3 separate regions of the Homo sapiens genome follow, and all the other regions are linked to region 3. Evidence: chromatin contacts called from ENCODE Hi-C or POLR2A ChIA-PET data. All regions are on one chromosome and are shown on one strand. Each heading gives the region's core, a stretch centred on a gene start or an enhancer-like site at or near the end of the contact. The rest is flanking DNA. Distances are from core to core; before and after follow the strand shown.

Evidence for each region. A loop is a pair of places that touch in the nucleus more often than their neighbours do. ChIA-PET counts read pairs that join two places held with the same protein, here RNA polymerase II (POLR2A). Pooled maps may share reads with other maps.
Region 1: a loop to region 3 is called in a map of B cell, with 3 times the contacts of the local background. The contact joins two enhancer-like sites. A Hi-C loop is called at or near these places in 4 of 168 maps with a recorded cell type or tissue (B cell, K562, MCF 10A and 1 more) and 1 of 50 pooled maps.
Region 2: a map of prostate gland shows a loop between it and region 3 (2.5-fold over the local background). The contact joins two enhancer-like sites. A Hi-C loop is called at or near these places in 10 of 168 maps with a recorded cell type or tissue (GM12878, K562, PC-3 and 7 more), 14 of 37 single-sample maps with no recorded cell type and 15 of 50 pooled maps. POLR2A ChIA-PET finds 5 or more read pairs at or near these places in 3 of 52 experiments (A673, K562 and MCF 10A).

Annotation. Positions count from the first base shown.
Region 1 is chrX:11,340,128-11,343,037 of GRCh38, forward strand. All of the region lies in intron 1 of ARHGAP6 (Rho GTPase activating protein 6), which reads right to left. Among named protein-coding and RNA genes, the nearest start is that of MIR548AX, 23 kb to the left of the region's middle. Within about 2 kb of position 1,429, at least 16 of the 41 ENCODE cell types and tissues checked have a DNase peak (open chromatin) inside an H3K27ac peak, as active enhancers do.
Region 2 is chrX:11,422,254-11,424,953 of GRCh38, forward strand. The region is part of intron 1 of ARHGAP6 (Rho GTPase activating protein 6); the gene reads right to left. It overlaps LOC124905246 (a long non-coding RNA gene), which reads left to right. Exons shown (of 2, transcript XR_007068392.1): 1 at 1-2,700. Among named protein-coding and RNA genes, the nearest start is that of MIR548AX, 100 kb to the left of the region's middle. Within about 2 kb of position 1,263, at least 4 of the 41 ENCODE cell types and tissues checked have a DNase peak (open chromatin) inside an H3K27ac peak, as active enhancers do; they include prostate gland, where a contact is called at or near this core.
Region 3 is chrX:11,380,365-11,383,064 of GRCh38, forward strand. All of the region lies in intron 1 of ARHGAP6 (Rho GTPase activating protein 6), which reads right to left. Among named protein-coding and RNA genes, the nearest start is that of MIR548AX, 63 kb to the left of the region's middle. Within about 2 kb of position 1,312, at least 3 of the 41 ENCODE cell types and tissues checked have a DNase peak (open chromatin) inside an H3K27ac peak, as active enhancers do; they include prostate gland, where a contact is called at or near this core.

The DNA of each region.
Region 1 (2,910 bases), core at 179-2,678, 40 kb before region 3:
TCTACACAGAGCTCAAAACATCAATCAAACCATCCCCATTAGAGCCCCATCCTAATTCAATGGCTTCTCACTGCAATGCAATGAAGTACATACACCTTAGTGAAGCTCTGCCTATCTATCTACAGCACCTCATGGCATTGCTCCCTTCACTCACTAGACTCCCAACTCTCTTTTGTACATACTGTTCCCTCCGCCTGGAATGATTACCCCATGTGTCCCCACCCACACCTCACACAGCTGGCTTCTTCTCCTCCTCCAGTCCTCAGATTACATGCTGCCTTCTCAGAGTAACCTTCTTAACAGTGTCTAAAATAGATTTCGGCCGGGTGCAGTGGCTCGCGCCTGTAATCCCAGCAGTTTGGGAGGCCGAGGCGGGTGGATCATGAGGTCAGGAGATGGAGACCATCCTGGCTAACACGGTGAAACCCCGTCTCTACTAAAAATATAAAAAATTAGCCGGGCGTAGTGGCGGGCGCCTGTAGTCCCAGCTACTCGGGAGGCTGAGGCAGGAGAATGGCGTGAACCCGGGAAGCGGAGCTTGCAGTGAGCCGAGATCGCGCCACTGCACTCCAGCCTGGGAGAAAGAGTGAGACTCCGTCTAAAAAAAAAAAAAGATTTCGCCTTCAGATATCTGTTGTCACAGAAATATTTCTGTTCTTTACACAGCATTTGCCACAATTTGGAATTACTGATTTACTACTGTTCATTATCTTGTTTCCAGATAGAAACTTCTATGTCAGTCTTGTTCACCATTTCATCCCTAGCACCTAAAATGGAGCTCAGCATAGATTATCAATAAACGGTTGTTGCATGAATGGACAGAGTGGAGAAAAACGGTCAGATTAATACAGTTCCAACAGATCAATGGTTGCCAGAGCCTGAGGGTGAAAAGAGGGGTTGACTACGAAAAGGCAGAAGGAAGAGATTTGGTGGTGGGGGTGGGGGTGGGGGGTGGTATATATAGAATTCTTCTGTATCACAATTGTGATGTTGGCTACACAACTTTATGTATTTGTCAAAACTGATAGAACCATACCCTCCAGAAGGTCAATTTTACTCTATGTAAATTAAAAAATAAATTAATAAAATTATGATTCCAAAACCCATGTCAACCCAGAACAAATCTAAGATTCCAAGATTCACAGGTTTAGAGTTTTTTTGTTGTTGTTGTTCTGGTGGTGGAGGGTTCAGTTAACTTCCTGTGTTCATGGTCAAAGTACTGACTCAAAACATACTTCCCTATTTTTCATTTATCAGTTTAAAGAAAGGAAACCGGAAACAAAATAAAGATGTGAAAGATAAATAATACAAGAAAAAGCACAGTAGTAAAATAATATTTAAACTAATCATGTGATAAAATGTCAGCATTTATTCATGACATTTGGCTCTGTTTGTATTGGATCACCCCAGCAGGGCAGTGGCTGTGGGTTGATTTCATAATAGTGCCTCCCACATGTACGCCCACGCCTGACCTCTGCTTTGTGCAGTTGATAATGACTAAACTTCACATATTATGCTGACAAAATCTACTCCTTCCCTGGAGGGCTGTTACACACAGGGAATTGGAGTTTCACAGCTGAACAATGTTTCTTTCTCAAATTCTGGGATGATCCACTTCCATTAGAACAAAGTTATACGGGCTGATAAATTGCTGTCTTTTGCCAAAGTGTTACTCATCATCGTATATTCACCCAACAGATGCCACTGAGAAACCCCATCCTATCAGGGGGAAAGAAGGATGCAGAGATATGAATAGACTGTTTAGACACAAGTTGCATTCCCTAAAGTAAGCACATGACATACGAATTTCACCTTATGACATTTCCCCCACCCCCACCCCCACTGACTTTCATCCATTAGAACGTGTTGATGGATATACCATTTCAAAATGAAATATTTGGATATCTGACTCTGATTTGGGGAAAGGGGAAATGGTGAGCTAATTTCCTCTTTTATCAAGCTGAATCACTAAGTTCGCTCTGTTGCCATGCACGCATAAGTAATGCCATAGCAACCTCTCAGTTTGCTCTTAAACACACAACAGCAGAAGTATGCGAATAGGTACATTTTTTAATCCTTAGATTTTCTTAGCAGCTTAAGTTTTATAAGACATTTTATGGCACCGGATTATTTAGTTCACCTTTGGTAGTCTTATTGCTGACTGACACATATATCATCAATACCAGCACAACAGAAAGGCTTAGTTCTTGGAAAATTTTCCAATAACTTTCCTTTATTCTCAATCTCTAGCTCACAATTAAAAATTTGCACATTGGACGCTATAGTCTGGATCCTCTTCAGGATTTTCTTTATAAAGATCCTAACTTTAAATGGGACTGAAATATATAATTTGAAATTCATGAAATATAGAAATACATGGACCTCTCATATAGCTATTTAAGTAAATTCAATGAAAGTGTCATTATCACTTGGTATGTACTAGGAATTATGTCAGGTTCTAGAAAGAAAGAAAATCTTTACTATCAAGGGATTCAGATGAACTCCTGTAGAAAATAAGGGATGGGTACTCTTGAATTCTGCCACTTTGAGGTTTAGATTTTTATGCCTACAAAATATATGGTAACACCTAACTTTATACTAGTTTAAGAAAAGTCCATCTAAATTGAGAAAATGTGGATTTTTAAATAGTTTTATTACCTCATGCATTTCTTCACAAATGTGTACACTTCTTTCTACTGGATGACAACAAAATGAGAGCACTAGTACTATGGAAATGCCTTTTACAAAACACCATGTCACTGCTCTCTGTCAAGTGTCTTTGGCTGATAGACTGGATGAATAATTGACTTGTTCTTGAAATACCTGAAATGGGCTTCAGATTCCATACTTGAATCTAACATTATTTAGCCACTTCTGCCAAATATTTTAATTACTTAAGGAGTTAAGGTT
Region 2 (2,700 bases), core at 13-2,512, 42 kb after region 3:
ATGTAAAAAAAAAAAGCCTATCACACAGAGGACATTCCAGGCAGAAGGGACAGCAAGTACAAAGGCTTGGGGCAGAAAAGAACTGGTCGCATTTGAGGAACAGAAAGGGCACAGATGTGGCCAGGCAATGATAAGCTTGTGGAGTGGGGTGTGGTATGAGGCAGAGAAGACCATGTAAGGAGCACTTGGAAGGTCAAGGTCATGGATGAAGCTATTATTCTAAGTGGAATGGAAACCAACCAAAGAGCTTAAGCACTGAAATGTCACTATTTCATTACCTTTTAAAAAGATTGCACTGGCCATAGGGACAGCCAACCACTCACTGAGATGGGAAAGTCTGAGAATGAAACAGGTGACAGGGAAGTGAGGAATCAAGAACCCAATGAAGACTTTGTATGACTGGACAATAATTTCACAACCAAGTTGAGAGTCATGTGTGTGTGGTCCAGGGTTATCACAATGTGGGAACAGGAAAAGTAAATAATAAAAGTTCATCACCAGAAAGGACTAGGCAAAGGGTGGTAATTGTTTTCAAATGATTGGCAGAGATGTCTGCTATGCAACATCCAACAGGAATCTGATTTTTTATCAATTAGTAGTGGTACTTAATGAGTGGTTTGAAGGAGGGGAGATGTAGCTTCCTAAGATGATGGGGCTTCCACACCAAAGAGGCCTCATCCAGGAAAATTTCTGCATGCAGCAGAAAAGTAAGCATGCCAGGTTGGGGGTGGGAGTAGAAAAGGTATCTACAATTAGTAGAGGTGTCAATTAAGAGGATTCAATAATCTCTCACATATTTGTAAGTTGAAAAAATTTTGCTTTTATGAGGAGACAAATGACAACCAGAGTAATATAAAAATGGTTTTATAAAAGTAAGTTCTGGGCCATGCCACAGGTCAGTATAAGTTCTGCTGAGTTTCCTAAGATGTCTACACTGTTAGCACCGATGGATGATAACTGATTCATATCAGCATAGGCCTGCAACGGCGCCCAGTTCTGGGCATCTTCAGAATTACCAGAGAGTATCCTGTATTCAATACCACTCAATTATTAAGCAAACTTAATGACTTCAAAGTCTTTGAAAATTGAATGTTCATAGAGAACAAACGTGGAAACTTTCATAGTTTCCATTCTATGTGAAAACAGGTTCTCTGTCAGGGTAAGCAGCTTGGCACTTCTGGTGAGTTCCTTAGGAAGGGGTTAACTGGAGCAAGGGCAGAGTCAGCATCTGATTACAAGGCTGTGGTCAAAAGCACAGATGGTGCAGTGACCACACCAAACAGGAAGTGACATCAGCAGCAGAGGAGCTCAGACTAGACCAGTACAAGGAAGGAGAATGAGCAGCTTAGGACCTCAAAAACTAGGTCTCAACTACTAGATTCATGAAGTCATTCAACACATTTCTACTGAGCACCTACTGTGCTTCCAGCACTCTGCTAGGTGTCCAGGTGACAGCAGGGACAAGACACACATAGTACTACTCCCAGCAAGTTTTCAACCTGCCAGCGAGAGAGAAATGAATGATGTCAGTCCAGGGATTCCTGATGGTGACTGTATAATGGACACTGATTTGCTTTTCTCTGCCCCACTTGAGGGTAAAGACAGGTTGGGGCACCAGGAGAGAAGAGCTTGAGCCTCCTAAGGTCCCCAGTAAGTCACAAGGCCAAGCTTTTAATCCAGATTTTTTTTAGTGTCTTTCAGAAAGACATAAAGATATTGCATTGAACTTAATGGATACTTAAATTTTTAGTTTTTGTCTACACTAGTCAAATTTAAAAGCTATTTGGCCATGCAATTTGACAATACAGATAGTCACATTAAGTCACTGAAGGTCCAACATTTGGTTGTTGGTTTATTACTGTGGCAAAGTGGATCGCAGAGGGATGATTAGGTTCGACTATCCTCATTGTCTAAATGACTCAGAAGAGCACTGCAGGATCAGGGCACCTGGATAAAGCTCTCAGTTCTGTCAGCAGCGACACATGTGCTGCCTTGAATTCTACTGTTCTGAGCTTAGATTTCTTCAATCAGGAAACAGAAAACCTGCATAAGGCAGCAATTGGATTTCAGACTGAAATTGACCTAGACTGTGTTCAAATATTTTGCAATCTGTATAAGACAGTAACAAGGAGGGAAATATCATTATGACTATTTGCTTATTATATAAACTTCAAGAGCTTCTCTAGAAATGCTGCCAGAAAATCATTGATTCATTCATGTCATCCTCATCCTTCATACTCTATCACCTCTTTATCCCATCCAAACTAAGTCTGACAGGTTCTATGTTCTAAGCATCTCTCCAATATGCCAACTGCTCTCAACCTCCTACCCAGCTGCCACCCTAGCATCAGTCATCTTCTCGAATCTCTCCCAGGCCCAAATACCAGGATGCACTCTAGCTCCTCCTCATCCTCACTCCATACTGGGATCATTTCAAAATGTAAATCTGATTCAGTCACCAAAAGGCATCAAGGACAACACCCAGCTGGAAGGACGGAGTCACCATAATCTGAACGTGGGAAAACTGTAGGAGGAAATTTTTTGAGGAGAACATTAGCTGCTAACACACATTATTTTCTGTGTGTGATGATAAAGCAAGAAGACAGTTGTATTATACTTTGAAAATGTCTGTTTATGTAAATGGAGGATGTTCTTGTCTAGTTAATTGCATTTTGCTCTCTGTGACCATTATGACCATTT
Region 3 (2,700 bases), core at 62-2,561:
CCCATGAGTCACATTTGTTCCTAGTGTACGCCAGACTTTCCCCTTTTAGATGCTTGAGGAGATACTTCTATGCGACAACGGAACACTGAAAGTGGTGAGGAAACCATACGATTGTGTCTAGCTCAATAGACACAGAATGATCTGTTGTTTTAGAGCAGAGCTTCTCTCCCTTGAGTGTGCAAGAAGAACTTGGGGGCTTGTAGAAACACACGTTCCTGAGCTCCAACCATGGAGTTTCTGGTTCACTGGGTCTGGGACAGGGCTCGTGATTCTGCATTTCTAACAAGCTCCCACGTGTTGCAGATGCTGCTGTTCCGTGGAATACATTTTGAGTAGCACTGGTTAGGAGTACAGTTTCTCAGCTTTGGCACTACTGACATCTGGACCAAGTAATTCTCTGTTGTGGGGGCTGCACTGTGCATTACAGGATGTTGAGGAGCATCCTTGGCCTCTACCGACTAGTAGCACCTCTCCAGGTATGACAACCAAAAATGTTTCCAGACATTGCCAAGTGTCCTCTGGGAGTCAAATCACCCCCATTGAGAACTACTGGCTTAAAGGATGGGTTCTGAATAAAAGAGACATGAGCTGAAATCTGCCCTAACCATTTGACTACGCATGTGGTTCAGGGGAGCAGTGTCCACATGGCTAAAGCTTCGGTATGAGTATGCCTCCCTCACAGAGTTGTTGTAGGGACAGGTTAAGTGAGGATGTATTTAATCAAGTGGCATGGGGCCTGGCCCCAAAGCAGCAGTCCATAGCGGTTCCTGAGTATTGTATCAAAAAATCTTTCTATGAGGCAATATCATCCAAACTCTGTTTGGAAGGTAAGCAGAGTTACCTACCTAGAAGGGTAAGTTTCCGTCTACTTAGTTCAAGTGTGTGCGTTATATTTAGAATTCTAGAGTCTTTTCTCAGTTCAGAGGCAATAACAATAAAATAAACCCAATATCTATCTCTATGATCATGAAGCTTAAAATCTAGTTCCATGGCTAATACACCGAGCATATTTTTATGATCCTGAAATAATCTTTATTTGAAACATAGATGTGTTTTTCAAGTGGTTTCTGAAGCAAAATGCTTTGTCAGTTTGTCAAATCCCTTTCATCCCAACGACCATAGAAGATATAAACCAGTTGTTGTCCAAAGAACAAAAGTAACCAAGGGGGCTGAGATAAAAATCTCAGGCAACACTGGTGAAAAGGGTAAAGCTGTATTTACATATCTCGTACCCTATCAATACACTCCCATAAGGAGCACTAGTGTTAGTTTTTCCTTTTGCCACCAGGGGGAGAACCAAACTTTCTCACAGAGTCACACATATTTGTCAGACGTGCGTTACAGAGGCTGGCAGACCAGGGTTGAACAAAGCTTTTAGTTACTTCCTACCAGAATAAAAATATCTGCTGGCATGAATTCACGAGAGAAGGCAGTACGAACCACTTTTGTATACAAGGTCTTTTAAGCTTTTTTATTCCAAACACTGCAGCAACAACTATTTTTGATCCTGGGAGTCAAGAGACGACAAAGTTAACTATCTCTGGGTCTTCTTACTTTCTTTACATTTAAGATGAGGCATTAGGAATAAGACAAGTAACATTAATGTTACATAAGACATAAATGTACATTTGGCTCCCTTTAGCTTCCTCAAGCCTAGTATTAAAGGATGATGACAATGGTGATGATGACAGTGGTGGTGATTGTAATGTTGTTGGTTGTGGTAGTGATGGCAGTAATGATGACAAAGATGATAATGGTGATGGAAATTTTAGCTAAACATAATGAACACCTACCACCATAGGATAGATCCTGGGCTAAGCAACTTATATTAGTAGCTAATTAAACTCTAGGAGGAAAACATGGAGCTTTCTTCATTTACTTATTAAAATTTTAAAGTTAGAGGAAGTTTGGGCATCCTGATCACTCCCAGAAACCTTTGAACCCCCCACCACAGGAAAAGATAAATAAGTAAATAGATAGATATAAAGGTTATTGGTAATTGTTATATTAATAATAATTAAATAAAGAGTGTTTTTATGCTCAGATACAATTCCACAGAGCTGTATTTGTGAAGGCTGGCTCTTCATGTGATAAACTATTGGCCTATTTTCATTGTTGTCCCAATAAAATAAGGCAAGAATACACATAGTATATGGATCCTGCCATGTACTCAGAATTTTTTCTTATTACAATCCACTCTTTATAATTTTGTCTATCGTTGCAACTTTTTTACAATGAGTGCATGTTACATATAAAATAATAATGCAGCTTCGTCATCTTAGAATAAACAAAAGGTGTAGATCCCCCAAAATTACCCAGAATAAATATCACCTGCATGTCTGAGTCTGAAACATGGGCACTTGTGTTGATTAAACTGTCTCCTAAATCACTACAGATTCACTGAGTTTTTGCCCAAACAAATCAAAGTACCAAGGAAACCAAAAAACAACAACAAAATTACAAATGAAAATTCATCTGTAATGAAAGTCAGAAACAACGAGGTCAAAGCAGCTTATACGGACATCAAATTTCACTTGGCTTTGTCTGTTAGAAATTTACCTCAATGGAGAAGTGGATGTGGCATCTCTAGTCACATTTTTAGTGATGATAATTATTATTTGGTGGATGAATACACAAACTCCACATTATTTATTAGATACGTTACTTCCTCTTGGCTAAAATCACTTTGGGGCTTAAGCC